2 separate regions of the Homo sapiens genome follow, and region 2 is linked to region 1. A link is a contact called in ENCODE Hi-C or POLR2A ChIA-PET data. All regions are on one chromosome and are shown on one strand. Each heading gives the region's core, a stretch centred on a gene start or an enhancer-like site at or near the end of the contact. The rest is flanking DNA. Distances are from core to core; before and after follow the strand shown.

The links. A loop is a pair of places that touch in the nucleus more often than their neighbours do. ChIA-PET counts read pairs that join two places held with the same protein, here RNA polymerase II (POLR2A). Pooled maps may share reads with other maps.
Region 2: a loop to region 1 is called in a map of CD14-positive monocyte, with 1.9 times the contacts of the local background. The contact joins two enhancer-like sites. A Hi-C loop is called at or near these places in 7 of 168 maps with a recorded cell type or tissue (CD14-positive monocyte, IMR-90, adrenal gland and 3 more), 1 of 37 single-sample maps with no recorded cell type and 4 of 50 pooled maps. POLR2A ChIA-PET finds 5 or more read pairs at or near these places in 4 of 52 experiments (WTC11, endothelial cell of umbilical vein and naive thymus-derived CD8-positive, alpha-beta T cell).

What each region holds. Positions count from the first base shown.
Region 1 is chr2:159,636,137-159,640,361 of GRCh38, forward strand. It overlaps a transcript of BAZ2B not described here. Among named protein-coding and RNA genes, the nearest start is that of BAZ2B, 22 kb to the left of the region's middle. Within about 2 kb of position 2,000, at least 2 of the 41 ENCODE cell types and tissues checked have a DNase peak (open chromatin) inside an H3K27ac peak, as active enhancers do.
Region 2 is chr2:159,682,680-159,686,904 of GRCh38, forward strand. It overlaps a transcript of BAZ2B not described here. Among named protein-coding and RNA genes, the nearest start is that of MARCHF7, 28 kb to the right of the region's middle. Within about 2 kb of position 2,277, at least 2 of the 41 ENCODE cell types and tissues checked have a DNase peak (open chromatin) inside an H3K27ac peak, as active enhancers do.

The DNA.
Region 1 (4,225 bases), core at 750-3,249:
CTCGACCCCCAAATGGAACACCAAATTTTAATTACTATCTGCACACAGAAAATCACCATCACAAAAACCAAAAGTAAGGTGAGCAATCACAGTACCTGGCTTTAACTTCATATTCCTGAAAGACGCATTGAGGAGGGCAGGAGAGATGGTCTTCAATTGCCACTGCCTCCCCGCTCCCACCTCCTGACGGTAGTTGTGTTGCATGGAGAGAAACTCTCACCACTGTGGGGAGGGAGAATGCAGCTCCTGGGAGAATTATACTGAACTCAGTGATGCCCTGTCATAGTGGAGAATAAACCTGTGCTGGACTCAACTGGCACCTATGCATGGAGGGGGCTTTTGGACTACAGCATTTGGATCAGAACTAGACAGAGGGAAATCACTCATCGCGGTGGTCAGCACTTGAGTTTCTTGACAAGCCTCACCACTGTGGGCTGAAGTGCTCTGGGGTCCCAGGTAAACTTGAAAGACAGTCTAGGACACAAGGACTGCAATTCCTAGGCAAATCCTAATGCTAGGCTGGGCTTAGAGCCACGGAACTATGGTGGCATGTGACCTAGGAAGATACTAGTTGGGGTGGCTATAGGAGTGCTTATGCCATCCCTCTCCCAATCCAGGCAATCCAGCTTGTAGCAATGAAAGTGACCTCCCTCCTTTTGCTTAAGGAGAGCTAAGAGTAATAAAGAGGACTTGGTCTTGCATATTGGAAACCAGCTCAATCACAATAGGATAGGGCACTGGGCAGAGTTGTGAGGCCCCCACTCCAGGCACTAGCTTCCAGATGACATTTCTAGACATACCCTGGGCCAAAAGGGAATCCACTACCTTCAAGGGAAGGACCTAGTCCTGGGAAGATTCATCACCTGCTGACTAAAGAGTCCTTGGGCCCTGAATAACCAGCAGCAATACCGGGGGAGTACACAGTGGGCCTCAGACTCTGAGATGTACTGGCTTCAGGTGGGACCCAGCACAATCCCAGCTATGGTGGCTATGGTGGAAGACTCCTTCTGTTTGAGAAAAGTAGAGGAAAAAGTAAAGGGGACTTTGTCTTGCACCTTAGGTACCAGCTTGTACACAGTGGGGTAGAGCAACAAGCAGGCTCTAAGGGTCCCTAAGTCCAGGCCTAGGCTCTTGGACAGAATTTCTGGACCTGCCCTGGGAGGGGCTCCAGAGGGGAGCCCACTGTCCTGAGTGTGAGTCCCAGGCCTGGCAGCATTCACCATAAGCTGATAAAAGAGTCTTTGGGCTTGAACTGAACATCAGCTGTGGCCTGGCAGAACCTGCCATGGACTGTTGGTGGTGCTGGCCACAAGAAGAAGCTCCGCTGCCTGTGGAAAGGAGAGGAAACACTGGGGAAGGCCTCTATATTGTGGTTTGAGTGCTAGCTTAGCCATAGTAAAATAAAACATCAGGTAAATTGCTAAGGCTTTTTATTTTTATTTTTTTCGAGACCCTCTGTCACCTAGGCTGGAGTGCAGTGGCACGATCACAGCTCACTGCAGCCTCAACCTCCCACACTCAAGCAATCCTCCCACCACAGCCTCTCAAGTAGCTGGGACTACAGGCGCACACCACCATGCCCGAGTAATTTTTTTTGTATTTTTCTGTAGAGACAGGGTTTCACCATGTTGACTACACTGGTCTCGAACTTGTGAGCTCAAGCAATCCATCTACCTCAGCCTCCCAAATTGTTAGGATTATATGTGTGAGCCACCACACCTGGCTGTAAATTTCTAAAGTTTTTGACTCCAATCCTTGGCTCCCAGACAGCATCTCTGGATATGCCGGGGACCTGGAGGAACTCGCCACCCTGAAGGAAAGGTCCTTGGGCAAGGCCCATTGCTGTGCTGGCTTCAGGTCTGACCCACTGCAGTAACAGTAGTGGTGGCTAGAAGGGTGCTTGCATCACCATACCCCCAGTTCCAGGTGACTCAGCACACAGAGAGAGAGAGACTCCGTTTGTCTGGAAGAAAGTAAGAAAAAAGAACAAAAGTCTCTGCGTGGTAATCAAGAGAATTCTGGCTCTTATCCATGACCACCAAGGAGATACCTTAGGCATGAGTCCACAAAAAACACAGCATTATTGGGCTTGGGGCCCAAGTCCCTTTGAATACCTAGAAAGACTTCTCAAGAACGACAGGCACAAACAAGCCCAGACGGTGGAGACTATAATAAATACCTAACTCTTCAATGTCCAGACACTGATGAACATCTATAAGCATCAGCATCATCCAGGAAAACATGACCTCACCAAATGAACTAAGTAAGACACCAGGGAACAATCCTGGAGAAAAAGAGATATATGACCTTTCAGACAAAGAATTCAGAATAGCTGTTGTGAGGAAGCTTCAAAGAATTCAAGATAACACAGATAAGTCATTCAGAATTCTATCAGGTAAGTTTAACAGAGAGATTGAAATAATTTAAAAGAATCAAGCAGAAATTCTAGAGTTGAAAATGCAATTGACATGCTGAAGAATGCATCAGAGTTTTTTAATAGCAGACTTGATTAAGCAGAAAAAAAACAGTGAGCTTGAAGACAAGCTATTTAAAAATACAAAGTCAGAGGAGACAAAAGAAAAAAAATAAAAATACAATGAGGCATGCCTACAAGATCTAGAAAATAGCGTCAAAAGGGCAAATCTAAGAGTTACTGGCCTTAAAGAGGAGGTAGAGAAAGAGACAGGGGTAGAAACTTTATTCAAAGGGATATAAAGAAATTCCCAAAGTTAAAGACATCAACATTCAAGTACAAGAAGGTTACAGAACACCAAGCAGATTTAATCCAAAGAAGATTATCTCAAGAAATTTAGTAATCAAACTCCCAAAGGTCAAGAATAAATAAAATATTCTAAAAGCAGCAAGATAAAAGAAATAAACAGCATACAACGGAGCTCCAATATGTCTGGCAGCACACTTTTCAATGGAAACTTACAGGCCAGGAGAGAGTAGCATAACATATTTAAAGTGTTGGGAAAACACACACACACACACAAAGCAACAACAACAACAACAAAAACCACTTTTACCCTAGCATTCTATATCCAGCAAAAATATTCTTCAAATCAGGAAGGACAAATAAAGATGTTCCCAGACAGACGAAAGCTGAGGGCTTTCATCAAGACCAGACCTGTCCTACAAGAAATCTTAAAGGGATTTCCTCAATCTGAAAGAAAAGGACATTCATAAGCAAGAAGAAATCATCTGAAGTTAAAAAACACTGGTAATGGTAAGCACATAAAAAAACCCAGGATAGTGTAACACTGTAATTGTGGTGTGTAAATTACTCTTAAGTAGAAAGAATAAATGATAAAACAATCAAAAATAATAACTACAAGCATTTCTAGACATAGACAGTTAGAGTGAAACAAGGAGAAACCACAAAAAGTTAAAAAGCAGGGAGATGAACTTAAAGTATATTGTTTTTATTAGTTTTCTCTCTCATATTTGTTTGTTTATGCAAGCAGTGTTAAGTCGTCATCAGTTTAAAATAGTGGGTTATAAGGTAGTATTTGCAAGTTTCACAGTACTCTCAAATCAGAAAACATACAATGGATGCACAAAAAATAAAAAGAAATTAAATCATACCACTAGAAAAAAATCAAACTAAAAGGAAGACAGGAAGGAAGGAGAGAAGGAGGAGAAGACCACAAAACAAATAAACAAACAAACCAGAAAACAAGTAGCAAAGTGGCAGGAGTTAGTCCCTACTTATCAATAATAACACTAAATGTAAATAGACTAAACTCTCCAATCAAAAGACACAGAGTAGCTGAATGGATTAAAAAAAATAAGATCCAGTGATTTGTTGCCTATAGGAAACACACTTCACCCATAAAGATACACATAGACTGAAAATAAAGGGATGGAAAAAAACATTCATTTGGTGCCAATGGAAACCAAAAAAGCAGGAATAGCTATATTGACATAGACAAAATAGATTTCAAAACAAAAACCACAAGAAGAGATACAGAAGTTCATTACATAATCAGAAACGTTCATTCAGCAAAGGATATAATAATTCTAAATACTTATATATCCAACACTGGAGCAGCCAGATATATAAAGCAAATATTATTAGAACTAAAGAGAGAGATAGATTCCAATACGATAATAGTGAATTCAAAATCCCACTTTCAGCATTGGACAGATCTCCCAGACACAAGATCAACAAAGAAACATCAGACTTAATCTGCTATACACAAAAAATGGGCCTCATAGCTAT
Region 2 (4,225 bases), core at 1,027-3,526, 47 kb after region 1:
GGCAGAGAATGCTGATTATTTCATATAACGAGAAGACAGAACAGTTCCAGGGTTGACTAATTCATCAACTCAATAATAGAACACCAGCTCAATTTCTCTGCAATTTCCTCTGTTTTCTTCTTGGCTGCAGGAGTTCCAAACACTGCATTCTCTTGCAATTATTCCAGAAGATGAAAAAAAGCACCATTTCTTCTCAAGCATCTCTGTTTTAGAGATAAACTGCCACCCCTCCCCCCCCCCACACACACCTTTCTAGGAGTCCTCCCAGCAGACTTTCCCTTACATCACCTTTTTTTTTTCTTTTTAAATCTCTTTGTTATTTTTGGCTAACTGTGTAAGAATTCGGAGTGCATTTCCCCCATGGAGCATTATTATTTATGCTCTATGTACTTGTATAGAGTTGCCATCTGTATTATACTTTCGACAAATGTATAGGCTTTCCTTGGGCTGTCCAAGACACCAAGCAGCATGTCTAATGTCTAATTTTTTTTCTTTGGGAAAATACGTTCTGAACAAAACATTTCTTTAAAAGTCAGGTTTATTATAGTATAACTAACATACAGTAAGTTCACACTATTTTATTTAGAGATGGGTTCTTGCTATGCTCTCCAGGCTGGTCTCAAACTCTCAGACTGGTATCAAACCTCCTGGGCTCAAGCAATCCTTCTACCTCAGCCTCCTGAGAAACTGGGACTACAGGCATGTGCCACCATGCTTGGCTAAAATCACACTTTTTAGCATATTGTTCTATAAGTTAAAACAAACACATAGAGTCATAACCACCACCACAACCAAAATATAGAACAGTTCCATCACTCCAAAATATTCCCTTATGCCCCTTTGTAGTTGGGTTAGTTTTCTTGTTGCTGCTATAAAAAATTGCCATAAACTTGGTTCCTTAAAATAACACAAACATAGTTCCTCATGTCAGAAGCGTGAAATGAATTGTATGAGGCTAAAATCAAGGTGTTAACAGGGCTGGTTCCTTCTAGAAGCTTCAGGGAAGATATCTGATTCTTGTTCCTTTCAGCTTCCAGGGACTACCAGTATTCCTTGGTTCCTGGCTACATTACTGCAATCTGTGCTATGTCTTCTCCCCTACTAACTCTTTTTTCTCTTTAAGTATCTTTGTGATTAAATTTAGAGCTTACTCAGATAATCCAAGACAACTGCCCCATCTCAAGATTTTCAGTCATATCTACAAAGTCTTTTTTGCTTTATAAGGTAACACTTTCAGGTTCTAGAAATTCGAATGTGGATATCTCTGGGAGGCCATGATTCAGCCTACACAGTAGGCAACCCCTCTGTCCTCCAGCTGCTAGCAACCACTGCTGTTAGTCCTGTCCTATTTTTACCTTTTCCAGAATGTCATATAAATGCAATCATTACAGTAAGGAGCCTTTTGAGTCTGGCTTCTGTCACTTAGCATAATACACATGAGATTCATCCATGTTGTTCTATTTTCAGTAGTTTGTTCTTTTGTATTACTGAATAATTCCACTGCATGGATGTACCACACTTTAACCATTCAAAAGCTGACGAATATTTGTGCTGTTTAGGGTTTTTGACAAGCATGAATAAAGCTGCTATGAACACTGATGTGCAGCTTTTTGTATGAACATAAAATTTTCACTTCTCTTGAGTAAAACCTAGGAATGAGATTGCTGAGTTGTGTAGTAAGTACACGTTTAGCTTTCTAAGAAACTGACAAACTAAATAAAGACTAAATTATTTGACAGACTAAATAAAAACTAAATTATTTAGTGGTTACCCACTAAATAAAGAAAAAGTGGAAGAAGTAGTAATTAGTTGGACAATATTGTCTACACAATGATAGGATGAATTATCTCTTTTTCTCTTTGTAAAGGCTGGAGTGCAGTGGTGCAATCATGGTCCACTGCAGCCTCAAACTCCTGGGCTCAAGTGATCCTCCCACCTCAGTCTCCCGAGTAGCTGGGAAACAGGGATCAGACCATACACTGTAACTGTCTTTACTCATATTCCCCTTTACATTATTTGGTAACATACTCTTAAGTGTCACTAAAAGTTAAAGCATAGCTATACTTTTATTTGCACACATTCCTTATCCATTCTAATATTCTGGAAGAAATCATTTATTTTCTACAATGGCATTCTATGATATAGAATAAAATAATTTGATTTAGTAGTAACCTTTTCATATATCATAGATCAAAAAGGTATTTTTAAAACCTTCTGTAAGAAATGCTATATTTTCATACACAGAATTTCCTGCCAAACAGGCCAAGCTGTCCTCATCATGCTTACTCACTAAAGTGGAATTTGTGGGTGGAGGTATCTTTGCATAAAAGAGTCATGGTAATGTCCAGAACTCCTTCCTTTATGCCCCTGCTATGCCTTTTTATGTATGCATATTAAACTAGACTGCTTACTGATTAGTTTTATTATATAAAGTTTTATGGATTTAATCATAGGTCTCTATGCTTTTCATAAGAAGAACAAAACATGACAAGGTGTTTCCACCTTATGGAAAAAGCTACAAATAAAATATAGAAAAATGTTGCACTGAGGTTGTAGTGTAATTTTATTAACAACTTCCAGATACCAAGTGAAGTATAAATATAATTTTTATTTAGAAAGAAGTATCTATAAATAAGTTAACATTTGGTAACTGAAGCTTAACTAAGGTAGAACACTTAAGAATTACAAATGGGATGTGCATCTTACAACATTCAGCTCTTAAAATTTTTTTTGCAATAATTTTACACTTAAAGAAAACATGTACAAACTACCTAGTGCCAAGATCTTGGTTTCTAAATATCATTCTCTAATAAAAGGAACAAAGAAACCTTGAAGAAATAGCTGATTACAGGGCTGGATGAGAGAAAATAGAAGAAAAGGCAAAAGCATCTTGTAGTACCAGAAAGCAAGGTAATGCTCAAAAAACAAAGGAATGGGGCCATGTTAAAGGGCCACAAAAGCCTACCACAGAGAACTCCCCATGGCCAATGCTGGAATAATTTGAGTGACAAAACAAATAATGGCATTATTACACTATACATAATGCCATATTACACTATAATGCAAAGAATAAAATAAATAAACATAAGTCCATACTGTTATTAATACATGATAAATAATAAATAAGAGTGAAATCTTCCTTACAGGATATGTAAGAGATATAGAAACTCCTCCCTCCAGGAGAAACTTAACTGCACCCCCTGACCTCAACTCCTTCCTTTCAGAGTGGGCTGGACTTAGTGACTCCTTTCCAAAGAAAAGAACAAGAAAAATTGGAATTTAACAATAAAGAATAATAGAGACTGGCCCTGGTGGCCCCCACCTGTAATCCCAATGCTTTGGGAGGCTGAGGCAGGAGGATCGCTGAAGGCCAGGAGTTCAAGACCACCTTGGGAAACATAGCCAAGACCTTGTCTCTACAAAAAATTTAAAAATAGTTAGCTGAGTGTAGTGGCATGTGCCTGTAGTCCCAGCTACTCAGGAGGCTGAGGCAGGAGGAGCCCTTGAACCCAGGAGTTCAAGGCTACATTGAGCTATGATAGCATCATTACATTCCAGCTTGAGCTATAGAGCTACTTTAAAAAGAGAGAGAGAGAGAAAATGGCAGATTACTACCTTAACTAAGATATCAAGGTTTACCTCACCAGAGAGATCATGTTGATAGCATCTACCCTCTGATATGATGTAATGAAAGGGTACTTTGCCTCTGCGGTATTATTTCCAAAAAACAAATAACCCCACTCCAATCATGAGAAATACATAAGGCAAACCAAAACGGAAAAACAGCCTACAAATGTCTCACCAATACTCCTCAAACTGTCAGAGTCATGAAAAACAATACTAAGAAACTATCACAGACCAGAGGAGATTTGAGAGATGTAGCAACTAAATGCAATGTAGTAACCTGAATTGGATCTTGAACAGAAGAGGGATATTAAAAAAATAATAAGTGAAATCTGAATGAAGTCTGGAGTTTAAAAAGACATTAACCGAAAAACAGGTGAAATCCAAATAGTCTGGGGTTTAGATAACAGTAATGTGCTAATGTTGGTTTCTTAGTTTAAAAAAATATACCACAGTAGGCCAGGCGTGGTGGCTCACACCTGTAATCCCAGCACTTTGGGAGGCCAAGGCGGACGGATCACAAGGTCAGGAGATCGAGACCACCCTGGCTAACATGGTGAAACCCTGTCTCTACTAAAAATACAAAAAATTAGCTGGGCAT